Linked DNA regions of Homo sapiens: all the other regions are linked to region 1. A link is a contact called in ENCODE Hi-C or POLR2A ChIA-PET data. All regions are on one chromosome and are shown on one strand. Each heading gives the region's core, a stretch centred on a gene start or an enhancer-like site at or near the end of the contact. The rest is flanking DNA. Distances are from core to core; before and after follow the strand shown.

Region 1 (4,805 bases), core at 1,186-3,685:
AGACTTTGACCCCTTCTAAGCACATCCTCCCTTATTGTTGCTGCCGTCTCTATTCATCCTTTTTGTGACATCGCCCCTGCTCTTCAGGCATAGATTTGTTTTGTTTAGAGACAGGGTCTCCCTCTGTCGCCCAGGCTGGAGTGCAGTGGCACAATCATAGCTCACAGCAACCTCAAACTCCTGGGCTCAAGCAATCCTCCCACCTCAGCTTCTCAAGTAGCTAGGACTACAGATATGTGCTACTATGCCTGACTAATTTTTTCATTTTTATTTTTTTGTAGAGATGGGGTCTTGCTGTGTTGCCTAGGTGGGTCTCCAATTCTTGTGCTCAAGCGATCCTCCTGCCTCAGCCTCCCAAAGTTCTGAGATTACAGGAGTGATTCACTGTGTCTGGCCCCAGGCATAGATATTGTTGTGGTAAATAGCAATAGTAATATTAGCAATAGCTGCAGCAGTAATAGTAGCAGTAGCAGCAGCAACTGCAGTAGTATTGGTAGTAACAGTAGTAGCAATGATGGAGATGGTGGTAGGAGTAATAATAGCTACCACTACTATTTACTGAGACTTTCCTGTGTTCTAGGACCTATGCTGAGTGCTTTAACTGCATTATTTTATTTCATCTTCACAACCACCTTGGGCAAGGTGGCCGTAACACTCCCATTTTACAGATGAGACAATGAAGCTCTGAGCTATCACGCAACCTAGCAGAGCTTGGATTTGAATCAGGTCTGTTTGCCTGCAAGACCCATGCTTTTAACTACCATGTTTGCTTCCTTCCTATGGAAAATGTTTTTTGTTTGTTTTTTTGAGACAGAGTCTTGCTCTGTTGCCCAGGCTGGAGTGCAGTGGTACAATCTTGACTCACCGCAACCTCTGCCTCATGGGTTCAGGTGATTCTCGTGCCTCAGCCTCCTGAGTAGCTGGGACTACAGATGCCTGCCACCATGCCCGGTTGATTTTGTATTTTTAGTAGAGATGGGGTTTCACCATGTTGGCCAGGCTGGTCTTGAACTCCTGACCTCAAGTGACCCACCCTCCTGGGCCTCCCAGAGTGCTGAGATTACACGTGTGAGCCACCATGCCTGGCCTTTTTATTTGGTCAGCTACCAGGCTGTTGTGTTGGTTGTCATGGGAATGGATCGTAAGTCCTCTATATTAGTTTCCTGTTTTGAAAATGAATTATGACGAATGTAGTAGCTTAAAACAATACAAGTTTATTATCTTGCAGTTCTGGAGGTCAGAAGCCTGAAAAAAAAATGGGTCTTATGGGGCTAAAAGCAAGGTGTTAGCAGGGCTGCATTCTTTCTGGAGGCCCTAGGGGAGATCCATTCCCTTGCCTTTTCCAGCTTCTGATGTCATCTGCATTCTTTGGCTCATGGCTGCTTCCTCCATTTTTACAAAGAACATCACTCCAACCCCTGCTTCTGTCTTCTTCTCTGCCCTGCCTTTCTTTTATAAGGACTCTAGTGATTGCATTGGGCTCACCTGGCTAATCTGGGATCATCTCCCCATCCCATGATTTCTAATTTAATCACATCTGCAAGACCTCTTTTTGCCATGTAAATTAACATAGGTTCAGGAATTAAGATGTGGACATCTTTGAGGGGCTGTTATTCGATCTACTATACTCACCAAGTGCCAGTTTCCTCAACCAAAAGCCAGGCTATGAGTTGGCCATGGGAGTGAGAAGTGAGACAGGAGGGAAGGCCTACTGAGTGGCACATGCCTACCCTGCCCTCAGATGCTCTCTCACTGGGGTTATGAAACTTGCAGACATGGGGTTGGTCTGCAGAAGGATGTGTCAAGAATAGAGGGCCAGGCTGGGCATGGTAGCTCATGCCTGTAATCTCAACACTTTGGGAGGCTGAGGCGGGCAGATCACTTGAGGTCAGGAGTTCGAGACCAGCCTGGCCAACATGGTGAAACCCTGTCTCTACTAAAAATACCAAAAGAACTAGCCAGGTGTCATGGTGCATGCCTGTAATCCCAGCTACTCAGGAGGCTGAGGCAGGAGAATCACTTGAACCCAGGAAGTAGAGGTTGCAGTGAGCTAAGATGGCCCCACTGCACTCTAGCCTGGGCGACACCAGTGATACGTCTCAAAAAAAAAAAAAAAAAAAAGAAAAGAAAAAGAAAAAAGAAAGAATAGAGGGCCAGAATGAAAGGAGCTAGTTGTTCACCCACAGAATTCAGAGTTGGGCAAAGTTAGAAGCAATGGAGAAGGCATTTAGCAGGCTTTTGTAGGCCACTGTAGGCTTTCCTCACTGCAAGATTTTTGACAGACTGCTAGAATACCTTCTGGAGCAGAAAGCTCACTTCTTCACAAGAGAGCCAAGGCCATTGCTGGCAGCTGTGTTAAAAACTTCTTCCTTAGTTGAAGTCTACTTCCTCAGAAATGCACCCATTGGTCCTATCTCTACAGAGGCTGAACAGCTGCTCCCCCACCCACTGCCTTCCGGAGGTGAGGCTTTCAAGTGTAATGAAATCTTTGAAAGGTGCTTGTACTAAATCAAAGACACCAGCTGCACCCAGGGTGTACCAGCTGCCATCATCCACTGCCACAGGAACAGTGGATCTTCTAGGTGCTTTCAGAGTCCATGAACCAGTGACAATACTAGTCTGGTGCCTGCCACAAACAAACAGGCTCTTTAAAGCAGTGCCCTGGATCAAAGAGCAGAACCAGATCATCCTTGGAAGAAAAGGGCCGAGCAGATTTGGAAACGCGGCCAGATGCCCCAGACTCCTCTCCTTATAGCAGCTGTCAGAATTACAAGAAAGTATCTGTTGATGTCCCTGGTCCCTGTGCCCTGAAAACCTTCCTCCTCACTCTCTGGCCTAGGAGTAGAAATGGTTTCCTGCTGCTGCTGATCTGAGTTGTGTCATACTCTCCAGTGCTTTCTTGATTCTTCCATTGCTTGTGTGATGTCTATTAACATCTTTCTGTTTTAAATACTCAAAGTAGTATTCGTTTTCAGACTAGACATTACTCATGTAGGCTATGTTACCTGTATTACATTACCTATATATGTTACCTTCAGCTGTCATGCTTCAAGCACCCCCTTGCTGTTCTACAAGTGCTAAATTTCCTCCTTTAGACTAGCTATTCATTTTCCCATTTAACAGCCTTGGTAACTGATTTAGAAAAAATCTCTCTCTCTCTTTTTTTTAAAGAATCTCTGAAAAGGAAGATACAGGTCTGTGTGATCCACAAAGATCAAGAGTAGGGTCCAGGCCAGGTGCAGTGGCTTATGCCTGTGAACCCAGCACTCTGGGAGGCTGAGACAGGTGGATCACCTGGGGTCAAGAGTTTGAGACCAGCCTGGCCAACATGGTAAAACCCTGTCTCTACTAAAAATACAAAAATTAGTGGCTTGTGCCTATAGTCCCAGCTGCTTGGGAGGCTGAGGCAGGAGAATTGCTTGAACCTGGGAGGCAGAGGTTGCAGTGAGCCAAGATTGCACCACTGCACTCCAGCCTGGGCACAGAGTGAGACTGTCTCAAAGAAAAACAAAAAGTGGGGTCCAGTACCCCTCAATTCAACAAATATTCACTTGGTTCCCAGCATTCATTCATTCATTCGACAAATATCTATTGAGCACTGCTATTTTTCAAGCACTGTTGTAATTGGAGGGATACAGCAGTGAACAAGACAAAGTCTTTGCCTTAATGGAGTTTATATTTAAGTGGGAAGAGACGGACAATGAACAAATAACAAATAAATCTACAGTATATCAGACTGTGATAAGAGCTACAGAGAAAATACAAAGCTGGGTAAAGGAGTGAAGAGTGCCCAGATAGACATTGCTGGGATCGCTTGAGGTCAAGAGTTCAAGACCAGCCTGGGCAACATGGTTAAACCCAGTCTCTACTAAAAATACAAAAATTAACTGGGCATGGTGGTATGTGCCTGTAGTCCCAGCTACTTGGGAGGCTGAGGCATGAGAATCGCTTGAACCTGGGAGGCAGAGATTGCAGGGAGCCGAGATTGGGCCACTGCGCTCTAGCCTGGGTGGCAGAGCAAGACCCTATCTCAAAAAAAAAAAAAAAAAGTGAGTATAAACAAATGGGGAGGTTTGTGGACTGAACTCTGAACATTCCTGTGTTCAGAGGTTAGGAAATTATGGAAGAACCAGGAGAGGGGACTGAAGAGACAGGGTGTGTGTATGTGTGTGTGTGTGTATGTGTGTGTGTAGCAAGGAGAGAGGAGAGACTGTGAATGATCCTTGGGTAACTGCAGTCCATGTCTGTCTGTATGTCTTGTACCTCTGAGTTTGTGTAGCAGAGGACAGCCACATGGACTTTGAGTCTGCAAGCAAAGTTCCAGGCATGCAGTGAAAGTTCAGTGACCTCCCCAAAAAGGGTCCATAAACTCAGTTCATGGGTCTCTCCAAGAAGCCCCTACAACTTGAGTTCAATGCAGTCCTCAAGAATGTCCTGTTGGACCTGAGTTTATCAGCCTCCCCAGACAGCCTCACAGTTAGAGTCAGTACATTTCCTAAGAACCCCCTGCCTGAATTCAGTGAGCCCCTGCAGCCTAAATTTCGCACATTTCCCAGAAAGGTCCCACAGCCTCAGTTCAGTCACTTCGCTAGGGTGTCCTTAGAATCTGAGTTCTGAGCACTTCTCAAAGGTTCCTGCAGCCCGAGTTCAAAGCATTTTGACCTCCCTGCAGGCTGATTCCCTCTATGTCCTACCCCCAGGAAACCCCTGTGCCTCTAGTCCCCATCACTCCAGGCTCACCCTCAGGCTCTAAGTTACCAAGGCCCAAGGCCAGGAAGGCATGTGAAGCCAGGAGTCTTTTACTT
Region 2 (4,805 bases), core at 680-3,179, 110 kb after region 1:
CACGGGTGGAAGAATCAGAAAGCTCAGGTCCTCACAACTCTAAGGATACCTGGCCATGGTGGGGACTGGCAGCATCCTCACCTCACATGCATCCAGAGAAAACCCAGACTGTTTCCAGGTAATGGAAAATGTCCAGGTTAGCCCCGGAGCCTCACCAGCCCTCGCCAGCAGTTCTACCTAGCAACCAACTCAGCTCTCTGCTGGACAATTTATTAACAGAACTGTACTCACAGGGTTTGTTTTCCTAGTCTATGGGGCCCACAACACTGTAACAAAAGTTCTATTTCCTTTTCCTCTATTCTGAGAAGGGGAATAACAATAACAGCTACTATTACCGAGCACCTATTCCATATCTGGCACTTAATGCTTCTCTCTAACCCTTACAGCTCTGCCAGGTAGGTATTATTTGCATTGAAGCTGAAAAGCTGAGGTTCAGGTGTATCATGGTACATGGTAACTCAGCCTGGCTAACTCCAAGCCAGTGCTCTCCCCACCACAGCGAGCTGCCATAAAGGCAAGCCAAACATCACGAACCTGCTGCAGTCATTGGTGCCTGTTGGGCTCCAGCCACTCCTCCTACCAGACCCATTCAAGAAAAGACAAAGGAGCCCATTTTGAAGCAGCTCTCCTGGAGCCAGCAAAGACACAATAAAACAACAAGTTAATTGTCCACAGCAGTACCAGGAAGTCACACAGGTGCAATCAAGGCAGACCATTTCCTGCTGTTACTACCCTGAGGTCCAAAGGCCTGCCCAGGCCTCACCATCCTTGGTGACCCCCATTTTTACCCTGTGACGCCTCAGTAAAACTCTGGAAGACTTCTGTTGGAGGTATTAAAAAATACCGTGACAGCCAGGAGCAGTGGCTCATGCCTGTAGTCCCAACACTTTGGGAGGCTGAAGTGGGCAGATTGCTTGAGCCTAGGAGTTGCAGACCAGCCTGGGCAAAATGGCAAAAACCCATTTATACAAAAAAATACAAAAATTAGCTGGCCATGGTGGCATGTTTCTGTAGTCCCAACTACTTGGGAGGCTGAGGTGGGAGGATTACCTGAGCCTGAGAGGTCTAGTCTGCAGTGAGCTGAGATCACGCCACTGCACTCCAGCCTGGGTGACAGAGTGAGACCCTGTCCCCCCCAAAAAGAAACACCAAAAACAAACTGACAATCATGGCCAGACGCAGTGGCTCATGCCTGTAATCCCAACACTTTTGAGAGGCTGAGGCGGGTGGACCACTTGAGCCCAGGAGCTCAAGACCAGCCTGGGCAAACATGGCAAGACCCCGCCTCTACAAAAAATACAAAAATTAGCCAGGTATGGTGGCACACGCCTTTAGTCCCAGCTATTCAGGAGGCTAAGGCAAGTGGATAGATTGAGCCCAGGAAGTCGAGGCTGCAGTGAGCTGTGATCACACCACTGTGTTCCAGTTGGGTGACAGAGCGAGACTATCTCTATTAAAAAAAAAAAAAAAGTGACAGTGAGCCTAAGGAAGGAGGACCATGCTAAGGGGACTCATAGAAGGTCACCCTATCAGGCAGAGTAGAGTAAGAGCTGGGGTAGGGACTCATATGGGAACTGAGCTCATGCCCTGGCATAGCCACTGTGAGATAATGGACATGCCAGACCCTCTCTGGGCCAGGGGCACAAGCCAGAACTTGGGTGTCATCCAGAACCCTGTCCCCTCCTTCATCTCTACCTCTAATTAGGCACCTAATCAATCCTCAGATTGACCTCTGCAAAAGATCTTGACTCTGTCCTCTCCTCACATCTTACCTAGATTATTGCTTTAGCCTCCTAGCTGAGCCCCAGCCTCCAGGCTGTCTCCAGCCTATCCATCCTCCCAGCCAGAGGGATCACTCTGAAACAAGTACATGCTTACCTCACTTCTCTGCTCACCTGAACCCTTATCTCTCAGGGTAAAGTGCAAGCTCCTTGGCTTAGCTCCCAGACCCTTGTGTCTGCTTCCTGCACTGTTCCTGGCTTCTTCCCCAGCCACTCAGCACACACTTCCCATGCCTGTACTTCCCTGAATGCATTGTGCTGTTTTGTGACCATGTATTCTGCTGGCCTTTCTTCCTTATAAGGCCCTTCTCTTCTTCTATTTCCTACCAATCCTTCAGAACTCAACTACATAGCACTTTTTCCAGGGAGCCCTCTCTGATATCCCGGTTGGACTTAGATGTCCCCTCCTTTAGCCTCCCCACCCACCCTGGGCTTCCTTCTAGCATAGTACTTAGAGTTGCTGGTTTTTCTATCTCCTACACTAAGGTTCCTGGAAAAGATGAAGTAATCTCAGACAGGGCCTCAGTGAATTTTGTATCAGCAGCAATACCCAAGCACCCAGCACCATGCTTGAAAGACCACAGGGATTTCTGGATAGAAAAATGAAGGGATCTCCCCAGCAAACAGGTCATAGAATTGATCAAAGTTAGAGGACTTTACACATTAAGTATCTGTATAGGCTCATCAGTCTATGCAACTGAGCTCAGTTACTAAGGGAACTGATCCTTCTACTTTGACCACATTCTTGCTTTATGAAGTCCTATGTGGTCACAGTGAACTCTCTCAGTCCTGAATACCAGTCACCATAAATGATCAGTGGCCCCTACAAGCAGTTTTATGACCACAGTTTGGAGCACAGTAGGGGTTGTGAGTTGGGGAGGGCAGCCAGTGGTCCCTGGGCTCCAGGATTTACAAGCTCTGGTCAAGGGATGATGGAGGCTGCACTATGAATGGGTCTGGCGAGCCAGCCAACTTCAGCAATCCTCCAAACATTTCTAGTTTTTTGTTACTGAAAAGTTCAGTCTTGTGAAAGGTGTTTGGTTTCAAGTTTCCTGTCACTGGTCTACTTATTTAGAAAGTGTTCCCCCCTGCTCCCTGAAATAAATAAGGTGCCTGAAGTCTGATTTAAGCAGCTTCTTGCAGTCAGCTCCAGTGTGCAGAAAACCTGTTATGAAAAATGAAACTGAGAAGGTGGACATTTCCGTGGCATCATCTTTCCCATGAGCTCAGGGTTTTTCACTGTAAGATGAGAAAGAAGGGCTGGTCGGCACTGGGCCCATCCTGGGAAAGACACCAGGAGGGACTAAGCCTCTTCTTCCTAAACTTGATTCTTTTCCCTTTCTCCCCTTACTGACCTTGAGATCAAAGTGAGCAATTTTCTTTGTGTGAAGGTAGTTCACCCCATCCAGGATCTGCTTAATGAAGCTGGTGGCCTCCTCCTCACTCAGTGACTCCTTCTGGGCCAGGAAATCGAAGAGCTCTCCTCCAGACACTCTGTAAAACACCAGCGGGGGGAGGGGAGGCCCAGGCCCAGTCAGCTCTGCATGTCATGAGGCTGGGCTGATAGGGGCAAGCCCTCATCCTGACCCCCCAGGGACCTTGTATGGCAGAATCCCCCTGGCTTATTTCTGGGGCTTTGTCTGTCCAGTGCCAGGGACTGACTTTGCTCCTATTTGCTTTGTTCTTTCTTTTGGATCACAAGGGCAGGAATCACCCTGGAGGTGTTGTCAGAAGAGCCTCTGCTCCCACTCTAGGCCCTGGTCCCAGTCACCCTGGAGGTTGCCCTCTCCCCTCCATATGCCTGAGATGGCAGGGGACAAAAACAAGCAGATTATTTAGCCTGAATGTTTGCGTTCCTCCAAGTTCATATTTTGAAATTCTAACCCCCAAGGTGATGGTATTAGGAGATAGGGCCTTTGGGAAGTAATTAAGTCATGAAGTTAGAGACCTCACAAATGAGATTAGTGCCCTTATAAAAGAGACCCCAGAGGGCTTACTTTCCCCTTGCACTATGTGAAGTTACAGTCAAAAGACAGCCATCTATGAGGAAGTGAACCTTCATCTTGATCTTAGACTTCCCAGACTCCAGGACTGTGAGAAATAAATTTATGTTGTTTGTCAGCCACCCAGTTTATGGTTATTTTGTTATACAGCAGCCTGAATGAACTGAGAGAGGAAATTGGTACCAAGTGTGGAGTGCTACTGTAACAGACACCTAAAAATGTGGAAGCTGCTTTGGAATCAGCTAACAAGTAGAGGCTGGAAGAGGTTTGGGGTGCCAACTAGAAAAAGCCTACATTGCCATGAATGAATGGACTGTAAGGGTGGTCCTGGTGAGGGATCACAAAGAGAGGAGATTCTCAATCTTCTTAGAGAATACCTAAGTGGCCATCAACAAAATATTTGTAGAAATACAGATGGAAAGGCCATTCTGATAATGTCTCAGATGGATATGAGGAACATGTTACTGGTCTGGTCAATGGAGGAAAGGGCATCCTTGTTATAAAGTAGCAGAGAACGTGGCTGAATTGTGTGTGTGCCCTAGTGTTTTATAGGAGGCAGAACTTGTAAGCAATAAAAATGGAATATTTGGCTGAGGAGATTTCTAAGCAAAGTGTTGGAAGAGTGTCCTGGTTCCTCTTGACTACTTAAAGTAAAATGTGAAAAGAAATGGTTTAAAGACAAAATTGTTACTCAAAGGGAAGAAAGCTTAAAAGTATGCAAAATTCTCAGCCTCCTCATATTGGAAAACATAAGAAAACCTGTTTGGGAAGGAACAAAGGTATGACCAAGCAACCATTTGATAAAAAGATTAATATGGCTCTCCAGGGAAGCCAGGTGCTATTCATCAAGACAATAAGGGGATTAGTCAGCCATCTAAACAGAAGCCAGGACCTATTGTCCAAGACAATGGAAGAATAACCCTGAAGTCATTTCAGAGATCGTGGGGGTGAAAAGAGGGGTGTCCCTCCCATCACAGATTCATAGTGCCAGAGCTTAGAGGGCAGAATGATATCAAAGGAG
Region 3 (4,805 bases), core at 1,034-3,533, 110 kb before region 1:
TAACTGGTCATAGAAAAAACAGAAAGGTCTTCTGAGAGGGTCTGCTAAACCACTAATCGGCTTGCAATTTGTTATATTTGCCCCATCTCACCAGCTTTGAAAATACCATCTTAAAACTTCTCCTTTATGTGTTTCTCACTATTCCGGTGAGATTTAAGATTAGAACAAGGTATTATCATATAAAATGGATTATATAAATCACAAAACTGATGTTTATTATTTAGTTTTAGAAATACCTCACCTCATTATTGCAATAATTATCACTTACAAAGAGGGCCATGTGAAGCAGTAACAAGGTAGTTCCCCTTAAACATCTTCATTTTTGACTAATGAATACCAAAAGAATCACTAACTGATTTAAGATGCTTGGGGAAAGGGTTAGGTGGGAAAAAAAAATTTTGTCTTTGGCAAGACAAATAGGTGACTGACTGACAATTTGGCAACCCAAAATCAACAAAATCAAAACAATCAGCAATCTGAATGATTTTTTTTCTTTATCTTCAATAGATTTTGGTAAGATTATATAGATTCTTATCTTCATGCCATCAAATTTGAGAATTTGTTTTTGTCTTGCAATTATTTTAGGAAAGACTGCTGCTGAGAGATTAAACCACTTCAATTAAAAATAAAGAGCACTGTCCGGATGTAGTGGCTTAAGCCTGTAATCCCAGCACGTTGGGAGGCTATGGCAGGAGGATCACCCAAGCTCAGGAGTTCAATACCAGCCTGGACAATGTGGCAAGACCCGATCTCCACAAAAATTTAAAAAAATTGGTCAAGCATTGTGGCACAGGCCTGTGGTCCCAGCTACTCGGGAGCTGGGATGGGGAAGATCTCTTGAGCCCAGGAGGTAGGTCAAGGCTGCAGTGAGCCATGTTTGTGCCACTGTACTCCAGCCTGAGCAAAAGAGTGAGACCCTGAGTTCAAAATAAAATAAAATGAGAACATATATTTGTACTTGTTTCCAGATAACTTACTTAAGTATAGAATGCAACAAGATTCCAGTACATAAGGCATATTTTAGGAGATGTTAGGAACTAAAGATAACGACAGTGAAATAATGTATACTCAAAATCATCACAGAAGATTTCCTAAATCACTCATGAGGTATCATATACACTCATGCACCATTCGGTCAATAGCAGACCACATTATACAACAGTGGTCCCTTAAGATCTAACGGAGTTTTGATGCCAGTATTTTTACTGTAACTTTTCTATGTTTAGATATGTTTAGATACATACTTACCATTATATTACAATTTCTGAAGGTATTCAGTACAGTAACATGCAGTACAGGTTTGTAACCTAGGAGCAATAGGCTATACCATATAGTCTAGGAGCGTAGTAGGCTACACCATCTAGGTTTGTGTGGTACTCTCTACAATGTTCTCACAATAACAAAATGGCCTAATAACACATTTCTCAGAACATATCCCATTAAGTGACACATCACTGTAATACTGTCACTCAGTAAGGCCTACATAGAGTTTTCTCTTGCAGCGTTCCTTCGGTTGAGCACCAGATGAGAAATACTTGGCTTGCCTTTAGAGACTGGACCATACTATATAGTATGGTGGGAAGTCAGTACAGAAGAGGCCTGAAAGTGCTGAGACAGACTGAGGGAAAAGCAAATGTTGATCATTATTTCATGCTCAAGTTTAATGGTAAAGAAAACTATTCTTACCCATTAAAAGTATTTCTGACTTTATTTTTTTCACGCATATATATTTGATTTCATATAACTTAAGGTACTCATAATACAACTATTCTATACAGCAAACAGTTTACAAGTTCTCTTGGAATTCAATGTAATGGATTTATTATTATTATTACTATTATTACTACCACTACCAACTAATAGTTGAATAGTATTGGATAATCTATAGAAACTCTCAATTCTAATGATTATCTTATGTGATCACTTGTATGCAAAGCAGAAATTATTACTCCTTCATAAAAAAAGAAGCACATGATGCTCAAGGGGTGTCTGTTATTTGCCTGTGTGTATACATCAAATACATAAGCATCTTCTAACTTCAATTCATGGATTCTTACTACAAAAACCATAGTGAGAAACACGTAGAAGAGATATTCTTAAGGCAGCAACTAGCTAATGTAATGATGAATAGCTTGAAGATTTTTAGAACACAAGGCATTCTAGTTTCTCAGTGAATAATCAAATTATATGCTGATTTCAGCTTTTCTGCTCCTCTGCCTTGTCAATTAGTCATAAAACACTTTTATACCACTGCCTGACACAAGGTGGCCTCCTATACATGACAGAATAAGTGGCCAGCTCACTTTTTTACTGCCATAACTGATGGATACACAGGGACAAATATTGTCAGTCTATAATTATACCTGGCTCCTCCCTATCCTCAACAAACAAATAGGGTAAGAGTGAAAATACGCATGTAAAAGTTCGAAGCTTATAAGCTATAAAAGTACAAAGCTTATGAGCCTTTATAAAGGCTCATAAAATTCTGACTATCCTAAGCTTGACTTCACACTGTTTCTCAGAAACACCTAACTCTCTCAGAATATTTTCCATACCTAAGTGTTCTCTTTACCCTCCTTTTTGATCACCCTCTTGCCTTCTTAGTTCATATCACTGGCTCCATCAAGATCTAGTTCAGCTTTCCCCGACTATCCATAATGTTTTAGAAAAGGTTTAAGGGAAGCTAAATGCTAAAACATTTTAGAAAGTCAGTTTAATACAAAGAACAGAGGCTCCACTAAGATTTATCTGGGTCACATATGCCAGGTTAGAAAACCTGGTTCCTTCTCAGATACTCTACTTCAAACAGAAGAAGATATTTCATTTTAGCATGTTGCCTAAAAATGTATTTATTTGAACTTTAAAATTTAAATACAAGTATTACTTTTTAGTCACCTAATCCTCTGAAATACTCTAAGTCTTTTATACTCATCCCTTAGTCCTACCTGCCCTGTTGATGTCAAAGCAAGTGAAGACTGGCTCCCAGCACAAACTTTGCGAATGAACATTCCTTGTAAAGCTTCAATAACTTTAGGTTTATACACTCTGTTGGTATCACCATGACCAAGTTTACCTATAAAAACAAACACATTAAACAATTTACTTGTTTTAAAGAACCTCTACTCTTTTTAACACTACTAAAGTTGATAAGGAGCTCTAATGTTTCCATCACTAACCTGGCAGATATGAAAAGCTATGTTTCTGATAGCTGAGGATGTTAACAAACGAGCATTTTTATTACAAGAAAGTTAACAACCACTGATAGCCTTTTATATCTTAATTTCAAGCAATTAAAATCAAGCAATTTAAAATCACTTTAAAAGAAACATAGACAATTATTTTTCTGTCTTTCTCCCCCTTTAATGGCTATATTTCTAACTTCAAATTTGCTGACAAAATATACAGGTACTATATGCGTATAATTTTTCATAAACTTTAAAAAAGAATGTATATGCATATAATTTTTCATAAACTTTTTAAAAAATCAATAGCTCATGAAATTGAAAACTGGACAAATCATTAAAGAAGAAAAACAAATGGCCAATCATCTACAAATCCAACCACACCAGGAATAAAAAAAAGTATAAATTAAATGATACCATTTTCACTATTGAAATTATTTAATTAAATTTAATACATGCTGTTGTTGAAGACTATGGGGAAGTAAGCATTCACACTGCTAGTAGGAGTGACTAATTAAAGTAGACATAGATTTAGTCATTCATTGTGTTGTTAATACTGAAAAAAATTGAAACCATCTAGATACTCAACAATAAGAAACTGGTTTTATAAATTGTGCCACCATCAAATAAAAGAACACTTCAAGCCATTTAAAAGAATGATGTAGAGTCATGCTTGTTGATATAAAAAAGATACTCATGCCGGGCACGGAGGTTCATGCCTGTAATACAAGCACTTTGGGAGACTAAATCTGGCAGATCACTTGAGCCCAGAAGTTCGAGGCCAGCCTGGGCAATAAAGCAAAATCCTGTCTCTAAAAAAAATACAAAACTTAGTCAGGCATGGTGGTGCATGCCTGTAGTCCCAGCTACTTGGGGGGCTGAGGCAGGAGGATCGCTTGAGCCCAGGAGGTTGAGGCTGCAGTGAGCCAGGTTTGCATCACTGCACTCTAGCCTGGGTAACAAAGCAAGACCCTATCTCAAAAAAAAAAAAACTATTAGAGTAAAACATATATATGTCAAAACATATATAAACTTATATAAAACATACACATGTAGGTATACTTTGGTTTTTAAAAACACATCTAAGTAGAAATATATGTAAATATTTGTATAAATGTGTATTTATTTAGAAGTCTATTTCCAAAATGTTAACAATGGTTAAAGTAACATTTGTAAAAGCTCAGTTCATTTTTTAATTTCTGCTCATCTGTATTTGAGTCATTCTACACTAGGCATATATAACTGAAAAATAAATTTTTAAAAAACTCAAGAAAAAAGCCAAAGCTACTGATAAATAATTTTTTACATACCATTGTCTCCTCCTCCAAAAGACCATACAGTTCTCCCATCTTTAGACAGAGCAATAGTATGTGAACTGCCACAAGAAACCTCTCCTACATTGCTGATGTCTTTTACTAATGTTGGAATGTTACGACTATTGCTGTCACCATGACCTTGGATAAAACACACACAACAACAAAGAAACAACATTAACTCTTTTTCTCTAGGCCTTGACTTCACAAGTATAATAAATGTTACAACTTTAAAATAGAATTGAGATTTTTTTAATGCAATGCAATATGAAAAACACAATCATTTCTAACATCTTCTCAATCTTCCAAG

What was found. Hi-C counts contacts between places; a loop is a spot of excess contacts on that map. ChIA-PET counts read pairs that join two places held with the same protein, here RNA polymerase II (POLR2A). Pooled maps may share reads with other maps.
Region 2: a pooled map shows a loop between it and region 1 (2.3-fold over the local background). The contact joins two enhancer-like sites. A Hi-C loop is called at or near these places in 4 of 50 pooled maps. POLR2A ChIA-PET finds 5 or more read pairs at or near these places in 4 of 52 experiments (A673, CD4-positive, alpha-beta T cell, T-cell and 1 more).
Region 3: a pooled map shows a loop between it and region 1 (4-fold over the local background). The contact joins two enhancer-like sites. A Hi-C loop is called at or near these places in 7 of 50 pooled maps. POLR2A ChIA-PET finds 5 or more read pairs at or near these places in 12 of 52 experiments (BJ, CD4-positive, alpha-beta T cell, HEK293T and 8 more).

Annotation. Positions count from the first base shown.
Region 1 is chr15:63,857,881-63,862,685 of GRCh38, forward strand. No RefSeq gene overlaps it. Among named protein-coding and RNA genes, the nearest start is that of MIR422A, 11 kb to the right of the region's middle. RefSeq lists an enhancer at 2,581-2,640. Within about 2 kb of position 2,436, at least 8 of the 41 ENCODE cell types and tissues checked have a DNase peak (open chromatin) inside an H3K27ac peak, as active enhancers do; they include CD4-positive, alpha-beta T cell, where a contact is called at or near this core.
Region 2 is chr15:63,968,287-63,973,091 of GRCh38, forward strand. It overlaps DAPK2 (death associated protein kinase 2), which reads right to left. Exons shown (of 12, transcript NM_014326.5): 4 at 3,137-3,275. Among named protein-coding and RNA genes, the nearest start is that of DAPK2, 76 kb to the right of the region's middle. RefSeq lists a silencer at 3,104-3,398 and an enhancer at 4,146-4,805. Within about 2 kb of position 1,930, at least 17 of the 41 ENCODE cell types and tissues checked have a DNase peak (open chromatin) inside an H3K27ac peak, as active enhancers do; they include CD4-positive, alpha-beta T cell, where a contact is called at or near this core.
Region 3 is chr15:63,750,013-63,754,817 of GRCh38, forward strand. HERC1 (HECT and RLD domain containing E3 ubiquitin protein ligase family member 1) reads right to left here. Exons shown (of 78, transcript NM_003922.4): 7 at 4,493-4,636; 8 at 2,946-3,073. Among named protein-coding and RNA genes, the nearest start is that of HERC1, 82 kb to the right of the region's middle. Within about 2 kb of position 2,284, at least 2 of the 41 ENCODE cell types and tissues checked have a DNase peak (open chromatin) inside an H3K27ac peak, as active enhancers do.